Regions from separate parts of the Mus musculus genome. Here region 2 is linked to region 1. The links are chromatin loops, found by intact Hi-C in ENCODE. Cell type or tissue: left cerebral cortex. All regions are shown on one strand. Links, peaks and the distances in the headings refer to the core of each region. The heading gives the core; the rest is flanking DNA.

Evidence for each region. Peaks named below come from ENCODE experiments on the same cell type or tissue, not always from the same donor. Only the 100,000 strongest peaks of a DNase experiment are listed, where the experiment ranks them.
Region 2: a loop joins it to region 1, with 2.1 times the contacts of the local background. A loop is called at or near these places in 3 of 42 quality-filtered maps.

The regions. Positions count from the first base shown.
Region 1 is chr5:38,750,455-38,759,727 of GRCm38, forward strand. It overlaps Clnk (cytokine-dependent hematopoietic cell linker), which reads right to left. Exons shown (of 19, transcript NM_013748.3): 9 at 2,313-2,338; 10 at 1,373-1,392. Among named protein-coding and RNA genes, the nearest start is that of Gm22779, 55 kb to the left of the region's middle. In left cerebral cortex, for the core only: a CTCF peak has its summit at 4,724 (motif pointing left); a DNase peak (open chromatin) is centred at 4,736.
Region 2 is chr5:38,680,495-38,689,767 of GRCm38, forward strand. Zfp518b (zinc finger protein 518B) reads right to left here and starts at 4,332. Exons shown (of 3, transcript NM_001177902.1): 1 at 4,185-4,332; 2 at 1,991-2,288. In left cerebral cortex, for the core only: a CTCF peak has its summit at 1,865; DNase peaks (open chromatin) are centred at 4,172 and 6,258; H3K4me3 peaks cover 1,661 bases; H3K27ac peaks cover 1,045 bases.

The DNA of each region.
Region 1 (9,273 bases), core at 814-8,813:
GTCTGCAGCCATGCCTTTCTCAGACAGTGAGTTCACTCTGACCTTCCCTCTCCCCTCCCTTGCTGTGGGTTTGAAGCTCAGGTGTGGAGGATGCTTTCTGCAGCCTAGACCATTTTGGGCATCTTTAAACCTTAGCATCCTCACTCTTCCAGAGTAGTGTGCTCTGATGCTTGGTTTTCTTTGTAGTGTGTGCGACCCTGTAGTGTGCCATATGCTTTTCAACATGCCATCCATTTAGACCTTAGGAAGCCCGGGGAAAGAGGATTCTGTTCTCCTGCTTATTCCACACTGGATGATCTGCATTTCAAAAACTCCCCTAGGAATCATGCAGATGTTTGCAAGTCAAGATAAGCCTTATCCATCCATGTTCTCCAGCCATCCATGTACTTATTCACAAAGTTCCTCATGCAGTTTGGTGGATGCTGATGTTTTGAAAGGAAATAAAAAAGACAGTCCTTGGCTCAAGATTCTCTCCACCCCCATGCAAGGGAAGAGTGGGGACTGAAGTGATGCTTTGTCTGTCCTGATCTCATGAGGCTGGGCAGCTAGGTGTACCTGCAAGATGCTCTGTCTGGGTTTTGGAAAAAAAAGAAGAGCATATCATGTTGGTATTTAGGGAGGAAGAGTCTGGGAAGAAAGAGCAGTCAGTGTAGAGACACTTCTACAGAAATGGGTACCTTCATGGTAATCAGAAGGTTCTAGGTTACTGTTAGGCATTTACTAACATTGTATAACACTATATGCCTGATGCATGTTTGGCCAGCTTGGTCTTGGGCTGGTGAAATGGCTCAGCAGGGAAAGGTACTTGCTGTCAAGGCTGAAGACCTGAGTTTTATCCCGAGGCTCCAACTAGTAGAAATAGAGGATCAACTCCCGTACGTTATCCTCTGGCCTCCCAAGCACACTGTGGTAGGTGCACACTACCCACCATAAATAAGCAAATGTAAAAAATGGAAGTTATTTGCGCCAAATGTGTGTACTAAGAAAGGAAGATGAATGGAGGGAGTTTTGCTGACCACGGAAGGACTGTCTGACGATGTGAATGGATGGAGGCTTGCTGGATCTTGTTCACAGAGCTTCCAAGGCCAAATGCCTGTGCTTCTCTGTTTCAGGAGCTGGTACAAATCATTTAAATTAACAGCAAAACAAAATGATTAAATTCATAAAAATCGATTTCATATGTATGAGTGCTTTGGTTGTGTGTTGTCAGTGTGTCACGTGTGTGCTGTGTCTGTGGAGGCCTCAGAGCCCCTGGGACTGAGCTACCATGTGGGTGCTGGGGATCAAACCTGGTTCCTCTGAAAGAGTAGCTAGTGCTCTTAATCTCTGAACCATTGCTCCAGTCCCACAAATGTGATTTTTAATGTCTTACCGAGGAGGTGGCAAAGGAGTCTGTGAAAGGAAACAGAACCAGGAGTTAAATTCACTATTTTTTGGGCAGGACCACTGATTAAAATTTTCCTCCTCCCCCTCCCCTCCCCTCCCCTCCCCTCCCCTCCCCTCCCCTCCCCTCCCCTCCCCTCCCCTCCCCTCCCCTCCCCTCCCCTCCCCTCCTCTGTTCTCCCCTCCCCTCCCCTCCCCTCCTCTGCCCTCCCTCCTCCTCCTCTCTTCTCCCCTCCCCTCCCCTTCCCTCCCCTCCCCTCCCCCTCCCCTCCCCTCCCTTCCCCTCCCCTCTCCTCCTCCTCCTCCTCCTCCTCCTCCTCCTCCTCCTCCTCCTCCTCCTCCTCCTCCTCCTCTTCTTCTTCTTCTTCTTCTTCTTCTTCTTCTTCTTCTTCTTCTTCTTCTTCTTCTTCTCCCTTCTTTCTTCCCCCAAATTCTCCCTTCTTTCTTCCCCCTTCTTCTTCCCCCTTCTTATCTTTCTTCCCCCTTCTTTCTCCTTTTCTTTCTTCCCCCTTCCTTCTTCCCACTTCCTTCTTCCCCTTTCCTTCTTCCCCCTTCCTTCTTCCCACTTCCCACTTCCTTCTTCCCCCTCTCCCCCCTCCCTTCTCCCTTCTCTCTTTTCTCTTCTCCCTCCTCCTCCTCTTCCTCCTCCTCTTCCTTCTTCTTCTTCTCCTCCTCCCCTCCTCCTCTTATTCTTTTGTTTAGGACCAGAGGACGGAGGACGAAGGAGCGAGGACTTATGCTTGCCAGGCAAGCACTCTACCACTGAGCTAAATCCCCAACCCCAGAATGTTTTGATTTACCAATGAAAAGGAAAAAATGATTGAAATCCCAGAACACGGTTTCCCAGTGACATTTAAGCTGCATCTTGCTGTGTCTGTATGTCTGCGCCTTTGAAGAGTAACAAGTACATTTTAATATTTTTCACTTACCTTGTTTATTTTTGTGTATTTGAATCCTAAAACATAAGACAGAGAAGACCATGAGCCCGGTGGAAAACTGGAAAATGTCATCAAATACTCTGGAAAGGACTCTGGACAGCTCAAGCGCGGTGGAGAGCTGGTCTCTGGCAGGTCTTGCCCTTCTCTCCTTTCCCTTTGTCTTGCTAAAACCCATTAGATTACATTCCTAAAGCTAGCCACCAGGGTGCTTTCCCTTCCCTGTTCACTTCCTCCTCCTGAGGCGGACTACCAAGGTCTAGCTATCAGAGCCCCCTCTGGCTCACCCAGTTAACATGCCCAATTAAAATTAAACACATCATAACAGTGTTTGCCATTTTACCTTTATAAACTGTTATTTTTCTATGTGCCACATTTGCCTCCTCTCTGTCCTCTGTCTCCCAGTGACAAATACCCCTCCTCCCTCTTGCTTGTTTCCTTCTGCTTCTTTCTTATCCTCTTTTTTTCTGTCTTTGTCTCTTATTCCCTGGCCTCTGTCCCTTTGGGCCAAATAAATGTCCTAAGTGCTGAGAACTTGGTCTTGGGGGTTGTGAGCCAATTCTTTTCCTTTCAATGCTTACATATGCTTCTATAGAAACCACTCCTATATTCAGTAAGATTGACGGCACTCTTAATGATACTTATTGGGATCTGATCAGTTGCCAGGCATGATGCTGAACCCTTTAGTGTAGGGATCTATTGCATTCCCACCCACCCTATCAGAATGAAGCATTTAAGATGCGGGGAAATTAAACATTCCACAAGCTAGAGAAACAGAAGCAGATCACTGTGAGTGGTGTGACTCTTAAGGACCCACGAACATCACCCTCTCACTATCCCTCATCCTTACTCTTGGAAACCACCTTGCACTTCCTGCTACTATGAGCTATGCAGTTTCACGTTTATCTATGTGACTGCGTGCAGCATTGCATCTGTCTGTGTCTTTGTCTCACCCAGTGTATTGTCTCCAGACCCATATATGTAGTCACAAATGGTAGGCTTCCCTCCCTTGTGGGACTGAGTAAAACTCCATTGTATAGATGTATACTGTCTTTTTACCCAGGCAGGACAGACAGATTGCTTCCATGGTTTGCTTTATGGATAATGCTGTAGGGAGATGGAGTGGACATGGCTCTTCAAGATCCTAACAATGCCTTGGATGGATACGACAGGTTGTATTCTTGGGTTGCAGGATCTGATTTTACGTTTTAGAGGAAATACTATACTGTATACTGAAACACTATGCCCAGATGACTATGCCAGCATGAGTTCTTGCCAACAGCAGGCACTGCCCTGCACCTTGTGATGTCACTTTAGATGGGGAGCTCATACTTAAAGCATCCTTCCTCATTCTAGGAAGCTTTCATAGTAAGCATGGTAGACCTTCCTGATGCCACGTGTGTCTATTCTGTGTCTCTATTAGAATTCTGGGCTTTCTCAGGCATTGTTTAGTATTCTTGCCACTCTCGTAAAATTTTAGTAGTAATTCTATGAACAACAGCAACAAACCACAGGTGTCCAGCGCGTGGCCTCGGGCTGCTTGTGGTACAGGGTAGCTTGCTATGTTGCAGTGTCATGCGACATAAATGTACGTCTGCACTCACAAGCCACGAGCCTCAGGTTGGACATGGATTTCCTGTGCAGTTCAAAACAATGAAATTTCTTTGCCGTGTGTTGCATAGAAAAACCAAAGGCCTGGGCACCCCTACACCCTGTCAGCTACAGCAAGCAGGTATGCCCGCAAGTACCCAGTGCTAGGGGCTGCTCCACACTGCTGGTTTATCCATCAACATCCCACAAGGCAAATGGTCTGGGTGACCTTAAGGGTAAGCACACTGAATCACACAGGTGAAGGAACTCATCGCATGGCTATCAGCTCTTGAGACAATTCAGCTAAAATCCTGCAAGGTTCTTTATTTTCCAGCAGGGGGGCCTTGTTTAATAAGCAGCAGCAGGCACAGAGCCTCCATGGGCTGCACCGGGTCCTCTGAGTATATATCATAGCTTTCAGTTTAGTATTTTCATGGGGGCTCCCGAGTGTGTGAACGGATGGGTCTCTGTTTCTTGTGTGTTCTCTTGAAGCTCTTTTCCTTCTGTTGGTTTGTTTTGTCCAACTTCAATGTGATCATTTTTGTTTTATCTTATATACTGCTTTGTTGTTTATTAAAACATTACTAATTTTTAAAAACTTTGAGGCACAACTTTTGGTGCACACTTAGGTTCTACTGTGCAATAGGAGGCCGGGGGGGGGGGGAATTTTGGTTACTTTTCCGATGAAGTCCACAGATGCTCTCTCCAGTGCTGGGAAGAGTTTCTTGTCACTCAGACCAGAGGACCTACAGGGTCTACCTTGAGGAATTTCCCCTCCTAGTGTGAGGAGGTGGCTGGCATGTCTGCCCTCTAGTGGCCAATGCTGTAATCGGCAGACTGGTCCTTCCATTTTCAAAGTTTGGTGCTCCCAGCTCCAGCCAGGGGTCTTGTTTCTGAGGAGTGATTGGGGAAGAAAGAGTACAGAGCATATCTGTGGAAGCTAACTGGGCCTGGGCCTGACTATTTTAGTGCCTAACCCTGAGGAATCTAATGGCATAGTGTTATGTGAGGTTGAAGCAGAGCTTCCTAGAGAGCGGGAGGCATTTGAGGTCTGTTTGAGAAGGGCGAATGTGAGAAGTGGCTTGCAGTACACTGTAAGACCTGGATATTAAATGGGCAAGGGTTCTGTAAGCTGGTGTTAAACACAACCATTGTTAAAAATAGATCATAGACTTGTGCACTCAAAACAAAGATCATGAACAGCCCACCATGGGAAATGCTATAGAATCAGTGGACTTATTGTTTGGTCATTTGCCTGGAATTAAGAAAGTTTTAGAGGAAGTGTTAACCAGGCGTTCTGCACTTGGAGTTGAGAATTGCTGGACTTGCATTGCTCATAGGAGTCACACTCTGAAGAGTGTGCCTAAGGAAATATGCACCAAGGACTGAATTTGATGCGAGTTTTCAGCTTAGCTTAGCTAAGAAATCCTTCACATCAATATACCCTGGGAGCTGTGACATATATGTCAATGCAAGAGCTTGGCAAAGTCAGTCAGAGCTGAGTGTGGTGGCTTATGCCTGTAGATCTAGAACTTGGGAAGTGGATGCCGGAGGATCTTAAGTTGGAGGCCAGCCTGGGTTCAGGGGCAGATGGACTGCATAGCAAGACCCTCAAAATACCAAAACAAACAAACAAGCACATTTGGCTCTATGAAATTGGGATAAGATAGTATTTTAACTCATACTGTTACTTTAAAGGTGTTTGTTATATATCTCTCCATCAGTAACACACAGAGTGACCTCATTTATATATGTGCTTGAATTCTCTTTTTCAGATACCAAAATGTTGAGGTTTCGCAAAGCTTGTGATTGAGTTTTGCTGTTACCATTAAGGAGTGAGCAACTTAAACAGAAATTACTTAGCCTCTCTGGGCTTCTTCTATCCTTATCTGTGATTTTTAAAAGATGAGAAAACAAGACTCATAGGAGCCAAAACCTGATCCTTTAATTGAAGACACTAAGTGAAGTGGCCATAGATGGAACTTGTGAAGCCATTCCAGTTGAAGGTGAACCTGTCACTTACTGAACAAACCTGGTGACTTAAATGTTAAAATGTAGATCAGCAAATTTAATTCCTTGGGGTTTCAGGATTAAATAAAATAATATTTAGTGTTCACCTAAGCTTTCATCCATTGTGTGCTGAGCACAGGCACAGCTCAAAAACTAGTATTACTCAAAGGTAATACTAGTTACCTCAAAGTATACACAGGCAAACACTCCCAGAAACAGAGCAACGGTGTCATGTTCTATAATTAAAGAAATGGACTTGGAAGAAAGTTAGATGAAACTTGGCCTTAATCACAAAATTTATCGTGTCTAAGACTTTTATGACACAATGTACCATTAGCATTTTGTGTCTTGTTGATTAACTATGGAGGAGTTCAGAGAAGAGACCTATAGTCCCAGTGGCTAGAAATGTCCATTTGGCAGGGCCTGCTGGAGAAGCATCTTCAAGTCCATCAAAACCTTCAGAGATTAATTGCAGCAATAAATTATCAAAGCCATCTTTTGGGAAGCAGTGGAAAGGGATCATGGTAGGGGAAACTGACAGGCTCTCACATCCTCTTTGATAACATCAGAAGGCGCTGCTTTTAGGAACAAGCATTTCATCAGCTTTCCAGTTGGGACCAGTGAGGAATGTGAGATGGAACAATTCTTCCAGCTCAAGCCTGGAGGGAGGTGCTTTCTGCTGCTTCGGGTGTGTCTGCATGCAGACGAGTAGACGGGCAGGGTAAAGTGATGGACAAATGTTAGGAAAGGGGTAGTGTGGGTTCACAAAGTGCTAGAGAACATGGACTTCTGCTCCCACAGCTGAGATGGGAGGGTCCAGTGACGGGACAGGATGCAGCTGAATTTGGAAGCACAGATGGAGATGGAGCTAGCAGTAACAAGAGCTTCTTGATTTGCCCCTTTGCTGGTCCCCACCTAACGAGACTGTAAGGCATAGGTTCCTCCCTGGGTGGTCACCAGATAGTGTGGTGATGCTGATCTAAACACTATTAACACAAGTTAAAGCATACAAGGAATCTCATAAATGTCCACCACATGTCCACAATGTGTCCAGCAAGGTGTCACACACGTGCTGTGGGAGATGATGTCATAAGCCAGGCTCTCTGTGGCCGAGGCCTCTGGCTCACTTTTAGTCAATTCATCCACAACAGCTTTACTTGCACGCTAAAATCCAAACTCGGTACACAGGAGATGGTTTTAGTCTTCAGGGGAACTCAGGAGAATGTGACAATGGGAACAGGGATCCAGGGATCCAGGGTGGTGTGGTGGTGGTGTACAGACCAGCACCCGAGGGTTAATATCATCCCAGTGATGTGGGTTTTCATTTGTTGTTTGTTCTGAAGTAGACAAATGTCCTATCAATGTGAGAAATTCAGGTTCAATTCCCAAGATACTTTTAGGTCTTCTAGTTGGAAGTAGCAAAGTCAAGGCCAACGGTGTCCAAATCCAGTATATAGTTAGTCATAATGTGGCTTCTAACCACCAAAAATTCTGTTTTCCTTTCTTGGGTTCATTGTCCCACATCTCAATTCCCCGTCCCTTATTCCTGAGACTCTTCTGGGAGATACAAGGCTTTTATCAGTGGGAATTAGTATGGTTTCCTTAGTTATTTTAACTCCTAGCAAAGAACTCAACACATCATGGACATGTGTGAAGTGGAACCCTCCTGGAACAGCATGGATCACTAGGACCTTGAATCAGATTCATTCCAAAGTGACCCCTGATCACTTCAGCATCTGAGTCCCCTAAAAGCAAGCTCATAGGATCCCCTGGAGGGCACTGTGTGGAATCTGGTTTGCTCCTCTCAAGCAGCTATGCTTGTATTTCTGATTTACTTGTTCACTCACCTAGCATAATTCTTTTTCTTGGATGGTTTATTGTATTTCTTTATAAAGTGATTCCTGAATAGAGTATGCAAGTCACTTCAAGAAAAATTGGTTTAGGGTTTAAGCTTGGTTTGCATCCCAGGAGCAGAGATGCACATTTGAGCTGCGTGTGTTCTCAGCTGCAGATCTCTCAGGAAGCTAAGCCTTGCTTAAAATTATGGCACTCCTTGGAAAAGAGGAGACGTCCTCTGGATCTGCAGTGATTGCTAGTGGTTCATCTCACACACTCTAACAACAACTTTTACCTCCAAATAAAATTTTTGCCCATTTCTAGGAATGAAAAGCAAAGCAAAGCAAAGCAAAGCAAAGCAAAGCAAAGCAAAGCAAAGCAAAGCAAAGCAAAGCAAAGCAAAGCAAAGCAAAGCAAAGCAAAGCAAAGCAAAGCAAAGCAAAGCAAACCCCTCAACCTTCAGGAAAGATAAGGTCTTGAAATTTGATGCTCTCCAGATAATAATTGCAAGAAAAAAAATGTCAGGATACATTTACATAAAACTGTAACAGCTCAACTTGATGAAAAATGTCACCATAAAATCCCCCTGTTTTTGAATCAACAGGTGTTGTTTCTTTTTCCTGTGACATTTTGTGAGCATATGTGTTTGCATCAAAAATACAGAATTTTATAATGAACACAATTCATACTGGCATTTCCTCTCCAGGTCCCTGATCCTAAAAGCAGGGCATCTGTAGTCACTTCCTCCTTTCTGTCTGTAGTATCTGAGTTCTCAGGGTGATGCTGGGAAGCCATCAGTTCTAGAAGTGTGGGGAAGGACTATAGTCAGGTAGCAACTGTCATGGAAGAACCTTTCCACAAACCTCCCCTGGCTTTAGTGAGCCTTGCTCTCCCTAAGTTACTGTCTCGAGTGATGGCCTTATGGGACACCCAGGGCTCACTTTCAAAAGCAGCTTTGTAGCTGTGTATCTCAGTCATTTTTCTATTGCAGTGATAAAATAGCATGGCTAAGACAACTTATAGAAGGAAGTGCTTATTTGGGCTTATGTTTCAAAGGGATAAAAGTCCAATATGGCAGGAAAGTGTCAGGCATGTTGTGGCTGGAGCTGCAAGCAGAGAGCTTACATCTTGTGTTGTGAGCACAAAATAGAGAAAGGGAAAGAGAGAGGGAGAGGGAGAGGAAAAGGGAGAGGGAGAGGGAGAGGGAGAGGGGGGAGAGGGGGAGAGGGAGGGAGAGAGGGGGAGAGAGGGGGAGAGAGGGGGAAGAGAGAGGGGGAAGAGGGAGAGAGGGAGAGGGGGAGAGGGGGAGAGGGGGAGAGGGGGAGAGTGAGAGTGAGAGGGAAATGCCTTGCTATGTTGTTATGGGAAACTATTGTTCCATAAAGGATCTTGACTCCATTTTTCTATAACTACTAAGAAAAGCCGGGCGTGGTGGCGCACGCCTTTAATCCCAGCACTTGTTGAGGCAGAGGCAGGTGAATTTCTGAGGTCAGCCTGGTTTACAGAGTGAGTTCCAGGA
Region 2 (9,273 bases), core at 417-8,416, 70 kb before region 1:
CCAAGAAAAACAAAGGATTCTGCTGGAAGCTTAACTCTTCAGCCCTTATTGGCTGGGTCCTTTGGCAAGTGATTTCGCTCTCTTCACTGCCAGTCTGTGTGCCTGCCGCTCACAAGCTCTATCTATGCATTCCTTCTGTTTATGACTTATCTCACCTGCCCCTCTATTTGAGCCTATAGTGGCTAGTGGCCTGTCGCTAACACTGGATGGGGAAGATGCCATTAGACTTACAAACAGCATATCATCTTCTGGACCTTTAAATAAAACTACCGCCTTGCCAAGTGCTTCAATGACTACAAATCAGAACTGAGCAGACGGGAAAGCAGGCCTGAACGGGTAGTGTCAATCATTTAGTGGGCTCTTCATGCCCAACCACTTTGCACTCAGAAATGATTAAGGACGACTGTCACCTCGAGGGCAAGAGGCATGCCCATATGCCACTGATAAAATGCACCGCCCCCAGGGTCTCACTGTCTTCTGAAGGCAGGTGTATTGCAGGGGCAACAGAACAGAGACTGTCTGCTCTCTCGGGGACTACAATTTAAGAGTGCGGAGCACAGGACCTTGGGAAACCATAGACAAGGAAGGCCTTTGGCTTGCTAGCTATCTAGCTATGTGATTTTAGACTTTTAACCTAACTTAGCCTGAGTTTCTGCAGCAGTAAAAAAGGATCATGTGAGGATAAATGAAAAGAAAATCTAAATGCAAGTAGCTAGTAACAGACAGCCCAGGAAATGACAACATTTTGGTAAGACGTCTTTAAGTGTCAGGTCCAGTACAGCTCCGCCGAGAAGCACACGCTGCGCACACTGAAAGGGCCACACACAGAGGACTTGCTCAGATGCTACGAGTGCCCACAGTTGACAGCGGAAGTGGCTGTGAACTCTACTCCAGGACACAAAGGGATTTTATGGGCCACTTCTCCCAATAGTTTATGAGAAAAGAGAGAGTAAGATTAAGGCTCGCTGGCATCCTTCAAGTTCAAGGCTTGTGATTTAAGTGTGAAAAATAAGGTCACTAATGAGCAAATATGCTTATGAGCCTTAGAAAGGACACACGAGTGTATGTGCGCACACATGTGCCCATGGGCGCACATAGACACAAATACAACCAAGGGGTATTACAAACAGTAGGTACAAACTTCAGATCGGAAACATTCAAAGGGCTCCAAGGTCTCTGAAGATATTTAGTATGAACACCGTTTTCCCTCATTCCCTTTTTGGCCTTAAAGAAAATCCCCAAAATTTGTAGAATAGTTTAATAAAAGAGAAGCTATCTTTCCTTCTACAACGGGGAATATTGGCCTTGACTATATTAAGAGAAATATGGTCTGGATAAGCCCATGATGTTTAAAGGAAGTTACCTAGGGGCTTTGAAAAGGCTGCTGCTTGGGTCCCATTTCTCATAGACTGGAGTCTAACTGAGGTGGTGGCAGGGCAGAATCCATACATAAGTCTACAAGGCTTCGAAAAGGATTCTTGCATGCGACTCGGGTTGGGAACCATCTGAATTTTAGGAAAGCGGGGGGATGGCAAGAAAAACTGCCACTCTGTAGACCTCACACCGAAGGTGCGGGCAGGCCACTGCCTTTAGAGTAGTGAGGTGTCTAAACTCGTAAGAGTCAAGGCCTTGCCACTGACCTGTAGCACAACCTTGGGAATACCAAGGTCTTTGAGAGGTAGACTCTCAGCAATCAGAATGTCCCTGCTCTCCCGCCACAGGGTCTGGGCACGGCTAAGTGCAAACAGCACAGACGAGAACTGTGCTAGGCCACCCCTGGATGGGTTGCTGTCCCTAAGGAGTCTAAGTGGAGCCAGAAGTAAATGGGCAAGTTCAATGTGGATCCTGTTATCAGGAAGCCGACTGAGAGCTCTCAATTGCTGGCTGATTGCCTATGCTGCAGTACCTTGCTTGGCCTTAGTCATGAAGGCTGCCCGTAGGAGCAGGTTCATATGGTCCTAGACAAGCTTTGAAACAAAACTTCAATTACCTGCTTCTTTTAAAACGAAGGGCCAGGAGATGGTATGTGGCTTTTTCTAGGTCACACTGAGGTGGAAAGTGGTGGCAGGCAGCATCCAGCTAACACTCCCGTCTTGTGAGCAGAGGTTACAGCCAGGATTCCTGGCCTCTTGGGCACTGCTTTTCCAGGCCCAGAAGTCAAGAGTGTGGCAAGTCTCTATGGCTCTTCCTTTTCTTTCAGGCCTTGTTAGCCACCGAGGACAAGTCTCAGGACTTCAGGCCCGTGGTGTAGACATCTATGCTTGGAAGCCAGGGCTGCGCCAACGGGCCTGCAACAGAGTCAGACACTTGGGTGTAAGTCTGGGATCTGCAAGATGTGGTCTCTTGGATATATTTATTGAAGAAAGGGCAAAACAAATCAACCTTCTAAACGCTTCTCAACGGCAGCCAGTCTAAGCTTAAAAAGGAGGGCTTCCTGGGAACCTAAACGAAATGGAGGGCTTCCTTGCTGGAGTGGGGCTCACGGCTGATTCAGAAGCCTTCCCAGGCTACCCTGTGTTACCCGCTCCTACCCATGACCCTACCCATGAAGGGACAGTAGTCTGGATTAGATAGTCTCCAGCCACTTTTCTGCAGGTGGCTGCGTTTGCAGGGTAGCAACAGCATGCAGTGGAGATCAAAGGCACTTTAGGAACAATCAAGGCAGGGAGAATCCTCACTGGGAAGGACCCCCACTTACCACAGTGTCAGCAGACTTGGTCATGAAAGGCCGGCCATTGCATTGACTCAGAGGATCCAGGAGTGCCTAAGGAAAATGGCAGCCCTGGCAGTGACAATTATGAACCTGCCCTTTGTTCTGCCTCTTGCACACACACACTGTCCCAGACCCTCTTACTTAATGGCAGATAGACAAGAAAGAAAATATAGCTTTCTTTAAGTGGGCTGAAAATTAATGACTGCCATCCAGAGGAAGCCAGGAGAGAAGGCAAAGCCCCCCTTTAGTCTTCAACAGCCACCAGCATAACAGGGCCGGATACATCAGATGCCCCTGCCAGGGCTAACATAACAGATTCAAGAGAAAAACATATTTTAAATAAATGCACGCCTTCGATAAGGATAATGCCTGCAATTTAAAAGGCTGAATATGGCACTCCAAGCATATTAATATTTCTGGGCTTCCAGAATCCTTGGGAAGGGCATACTCTCCGGTATAGTCCTGGACTGGGCTTAACTTTGTATGTGTGACTTAGCGGGACTGAGACACCTTCCCAAGCTAGCTGGCTACTCTTCTGTAGCAAGTGTTGCAAGCTCAGGGTGCTCGGGGAATTGTCTTCGAAGGTGATTTCAACTCTAAACTTAAGGTGTAATGTTTTAAGAGCTCAAACACAACATTGAGTTTGGGTTGGTAGGCTATTTTTCAATAGGACAACGTGCTTGATGGTTCACTTTTAAAAATTGATAAATATTGTTGGTATTCTATATTTTTTAATAGCAGAAGTAATTTAATGGGGGTAGATCAAATACCCAACAAACAAGAGGAGTTTGGTATTTCCGATCTTTTGGTTTTCCCTTTTCGGGTCATAAACTTTGCATTGGTTCTTTCTCCTTTTCTGCACCCTTTCCTTAGCCTTAATCTGCACCCAATCTCTTAACTCCAGGCAACAGGATCAAACTGAAAGGCTGCGATGGAGCTGTCGTGCAAAAGGTGACATCAAGACTCATCCCACCCAGAATCAGGTCTTCTGTGGACAGGCCCACCCCGACACCCGCTCCAAAGACAATGCCAGCGTGGTCCTCAAGTTTATTGTTGGCGCGCTCGCAGGGATGCACGCTCTGCCCGGCGAGGCCAGGGCGCCTTGTGGCGCTGAGCGAGGTGCGAGTGCGAGAGTCGCACCGTCGCGTCCCCTCAGGGCCGGCCGGTCACAGATGGGGTGTCTTCCAAACGCTGAAAGCCAAAGCCGCGTCAAGCCAGTCTCAGAGGCCGAGAGGCTTTAAAAATGGCCTCCTGACGACACTTCCTGCTCGGGGCCGAGGCATCTTTTAAAAAGCCGGCTCAACCGCCCGGCGCGACAAGTCGCGGGGCTGAGCCGGCGCTGCACAAAGGCCGCAGGGTGGGCCGTGGGTCTCCGACCCGATCCGCCTAGCCCGGAGGCGCGCACGCGGAACCGTGGAGCCACGCCCGGCCGCGCCCGCCCAGGTCCCTACCGCCCCGCACCACCACTCACCCGGACGCCGCGGCACCGCACGGTCCCAGATCCCAGCGGACGGACAGGCGTCTAGACCGCCGGCTACCGCCCGCAGACCGCCGCCGCCGCGCCCGCTGTAGGTCCCTACCCGGGGGGGCGGAGTCGGGCCGGCGGCGCGCGTGCGCAATGCGGCGCGACTGCAGCGGAGAGGCGGGCGCCTGAGGTTGCCCCTTCACTGCCCCTGGGCTGTGGGCTCTGAGCTTGGGGGCGATCGCACCCACTGGGTGCAGTGTTTGCATCCCTCCGTCCTGCACACTCTGCAGCTTCCTCTGCAAAGAACTGAGTGCGTTTCTCTTTGGGTTCAATGGACTATCCATGGGCGCCTGGCCCTCCTTGGGTCCTGCGGAGGGTGGATTTGGTGCCTGCCCTCAAGGAGCTTGAAGTTCTACAGTTAAGTAAGTGAAGCGACAACAAATGGGCTCAAGTCTTCAGCCATCACAGCTTCAAGGGGCGCCCTAGTGAAGGAGATGGGCCTGCAGCCCTAGATTTGGATACAGCTAGCAGCTGGCTTAGGCATAGAAGCTTCGACGAAGTCATTTCTAAAGCTAAGGAAGATCATATTTGAAGGCTAAGGCCTCATCTCGTGCACGTTGTGACAGTCAGCAGGGAAAGGATTGATGGAGAGACAGTCAGAAGATGCTATGAGCTCATTTAGTGTGTGGGAGTTTGTGTCTATCTCCTAAGTTTCAATGTCTGCAGGTAAATGGTCCCTTTTCACATTAGGTTCATACCTACAGTCTACTGGATAAAAGACAGTCTTAAATAGTCCCACTCTGAGGGAAGAAGGGAATCATAAGGCTAGTGGGCTCACAATAAGTGAAGAAGGGAATCATAAGGCTAGTGGGCTCACAATAAGTGAAGAAGGGAATCATATGGCTAGTGGGCTCACAACAAGTGACTTTGATGCTGCTTCCCAAAAAACCAAAACTGTCCCTCAGCAAGGTTGCATGGGAGCAGCGTCACTGTGAAGTGCAGATCCTTCATGGGCAATAGGCAGACGATTCCTTCAAAGCTCTGCAAAAGAAGCCAAGACTGGACTCCAGTTCCTTCCTCTGGGTGGGTGGCAAAGATCAGCGCCTAGATGTCAGTTGGATGCTGGAAAGAGATGGCGGGCTTTGGCAAAATCCAACCTGGAGGAGTGGAGTTTGGGAAGAAGAGGTAGTCACAATGCCAGCTGCTGGGCAAGCTCCCAGCCCCTGAAAGAGCAGGTACCAGACATAGAAAGTCTGGGCAGAGATTCTTTGCCTTGCTCTATGAGACAATGCCTTTGACCACACCCTAAGCTATCTTCCTGTTTTAGGGTCTTATTGCTGTGAACAGACACAAGGCAACTCTTTTTTTTTTTCCCCTGAGACAGGGTTTCTCTGTATAGCCCTGGCTGTCCTTTGTAGACCAGGCTGGCCTCGAACTCAGAAATCCACCTGCCTCTGCCTCCCAAGAACTAGGATTAAAGGCGTGCGCCACCACCGCTCAGCACAGGGCAACTCTTATAAGAACAACATTTAATTGGGGCTGGTGTACAGGTTCAGAGGCTCGGTCCTTTATCATCAAGATGGGAACATGGCAGCATCCAGGCAGGCATGGTGCAGGAGGAGCTGAGAGTTCTACATCTTCATCTGAAGGCAGCTAGCAGAATACGGACATCCAGAGTGGGAGTCTAAAGCCCACACCCGTAGTGACACACCTACTCCAACAAGGCCACATGTCCAAATTGTGCCACTCCCTGGGCCAAGCATATTCAAAACATGACACCACCTATTCCTCTTTTCTCTTTCTCCTGCTAAATAAACTAAAGGACCCGCTCTCCAGAAACAAAAACAAATAGGTTCAAAGTTCAGAGACTCCCTCAAGAGTAGGCTAATGATAAGTAGAACATTGGGAATATGTCCTGATCATGCCTGAGAACTTCTAGTGACACAAAGAACTCACTCAGGAAAGTCGGTTATACATAGGAGAACCAGAAGTCTCAGTGCTAGAGAGCTTTTAGCTCCAAGTGTTGTGTCTCCTTTCCATCCCCACCCACACATCACAGTCCCACCTTCTTCAGTCACAGAATTGACAGAAGGATGCTTTTGGATCGTCTGGAAGCTTCTGTGGAGATAGAGCTACTATGGGCCTGCTTCCTAGCCTACTGGAACCCTGGCTTCTCATGCAAGATTCAGGCAACAGTAGGACCTCCCCCAACAGGCAGCTGTCTGTGTTCAACAAGAGCATCTAGGCCAGTGGTTCTCAACCTGTGGGTAACGGCTCCTTTGGGGGTCCCATATCAGATATTTACATCACGATTTATAGCAGAAGTAGCAAAATTGCAGTTATAAAATAATTTTATAGTTGGGGGTCTCCACAACATGAGGAACGGTATTAAAGGGGCACAGCGTTAGGAAGGTTGAGCATCACTGGTCTAGACTGTCACAGTTCCTGGCTGTTGAGAAGAGACTGGTAATTCTCACAGTTCTCAGAATCCCCAGTGTGGTGAGGTAAAGTGGTTTGCAGAGAAGGGATATTTGCAGCCTGGGAAAGGGCCAGGCAGGGATATAGACTAGGATTCATGAAACCACGAAGGTTGAAGTGTTGCTCCTCCAGGGTCTTTTGATGGCAAGCAGGAAAGAATTCATCAGACATTCTAAACTGCACCCTTCGGATGCTGCCATTCTCAGCCTCTTCCCCCACCCTCTAGAATATTTCGCCCAAGGACTTTTTTGTTCCAGATCTCTTTGAGGTGGACTGAATTATGCTCCACAGAAAGATGTTGAAGCCCTCTGTCATGGTCCCTGTGAATGTGGCCTTATTAGGAAATAGTCTTTGTGCAGGAAACCACATTAGAAGGAGGTCGTTAGGGTGGGCCTTTGACCAATATGGCAGGTGTCCTTGGCAGAAGACAAGAGAAATGAGATGGCAGGAAAGGTATCCAGACACAGAAGACAGCATTGAAAACAGGCAGAGACCGGTCACATAGTTAGTCAAACCAGCAGTGGTGATCAGAAGCTGCAAAAGCCAAAAGGACCCACTTTTCTTTAAAGCTTTGGAGAAAGCATGGCTCTGCAGACAGCTTGACCCGGTCAGACTCCCTTTGCTTTAGACAAGGTCTCTATGTAGCCCTAGCTAGCCTGGAATTCAATGTGTAGACCAGGCTGGCCTCTGCCTCAGAGGAACCCCATTGTGCCTCTGCCTCTCAAGTGCTGGGATTAGAGGTAAATGCCACCACACCCTCCTGCTACTAACCTCCAGCAAGGCTAATCAGATTTCTGTCACTCAGCATTCAGAAACTACAAGCCTTCCTGTTGTAAACTGCTCCAGCTGTAGGAGAGCTGTGAATGAGCCAGTCTTTGGATATTAAGAGGTGAGAACTGCAGCCAGAGGAGGTTGGCTGACATTTCCTTTGGGCAGGGTTGTGGCTGCACAAACCTGTAAGGTAATGGTCTTTGCCAAGGGCAAACGAAACTGGGTAGTCGGATTGGAAAGAGTGCAATGCAGGACGGGTGTCCCTGGGGCTGTGAACGGCTCCTGAACAAGGATTTCTGGTGGTCTGCAGATGAAAAAGAGACCTTAGCAGCAGTGGGAGGAGCATGCACAAAGGCTCTGAGAAGGGGGACAGGAGTTATGGATGTTTGGGGAAGAGAAGGAAGAATGGTATGGAGTTAGCTCTTGCAGGCCCTTGAAGGCTATGCCTTCAGGAGTTCTTTGAACTATGCCAAGAATACATGGTTGAAGGACATTTATGAGCCTTTGCACCCAGTCAGCCTTGCCCTATCTCTGTATTTCTTTACTACACACCACCCTAGCCAGTTTCTCTAGTGGCCTCTAACACCCCTGAATCCTACATGATTTACTCCCCAGTGTCCCTTAGAAAGAGCCAGTCCCTCGCACGCTGACCAGAATATTCACACTAGCGCTCACACGTAGACGCCAGAAATCTCCGCCATTAATCTCAGATGCTTTAAAACTGCATAAATCAAAGACCCATGGGAACAGTTTGCTCCACCTTTTTTTTTTTTTTTTAAATTGACACAATTTCTAGTAGCTTCTCTCGGCAGTAGTTTTACTCACCCGTGAAAGAGATACAAAGGTCCTTTCGCTCAGGGTCCTTAAGTTGGCACACTACAGGCCTGGTGCTCAATGGTAGTGGCTTTTCTCGAAGTCGTGCGGTGGGCCATAGAAAGCGGTAGACTCTGTTCCCAGCTATGTGACCCTGGGCAAGTTAGCTAGGGTCTTTGAGACGTTGTTCCTAGGAGCATATTCCCTTGGGGATGTTCAGGCGTCCGGTGTCTAGATCACCTTACTGCTGCTTTTTCCCTTTGGGATATGGGGTTCCAGTCTGAGTGCATCCGAAGGCTCAACTCCTGGAGCTGTTGGAGCATGCAGTGACAGTCATAACAGGCATGCACGACCCGTAGACGATCGGGTGAGGCCCGGGCAGTACTGCAGACCGCCTGGGACGTCGTTGGGGAGCCTGCGCTCCTGGCTTCTAGCTGTAGAGTTAGTTCCATCAGCTACTTCCAGGGCTGCCCGACTGCCACCTGCTGCACAGATCCGAGCCCCAGACTCCTCTGTCTCTTCTCCCAAGTCCGTGCTGGCTTTAGTTTTTCCAAGGTCCTAGAGCTGAGCATGCTTCCCTTGGGGATAACCCAGGACTCTACTTGGAAGAGCTCCTGTGGCACTTTCCAGATCCAGGTTGGCATGCTATCCAAAGAGCATGCGATGAGTTCTCAGTGCCAGCTCCTGTTAGACTGGAGCTGCTGCCTCTGGGCTGTCAGCTCCTTGAAGATAAGGTCTGGTTTGTTCCGGAAGCCCCAGGATCTACTTTGGCGACTGACACAGTGGTTTCCAGGGCAGGAATACCAGAGCCACCAGCATTCTTTAGAACAAGAGGATGTGAAATGTTGTGGATGACAGGGGTCCTCCTGGGATAGGTGCAGAAGGGGGTGTAGGTCCAGAAGGCAAGGAGAGTGTGTGCAAGGGTGACGATGGTTGTGGTGTTTATAGAAACTCAGTGAAATCTGTCCATGTCGTGGGCTTTAGACAGTCAGCACAGTTACTTGTGGCTAGGGGCTGTAGAGATGCAGGCGTT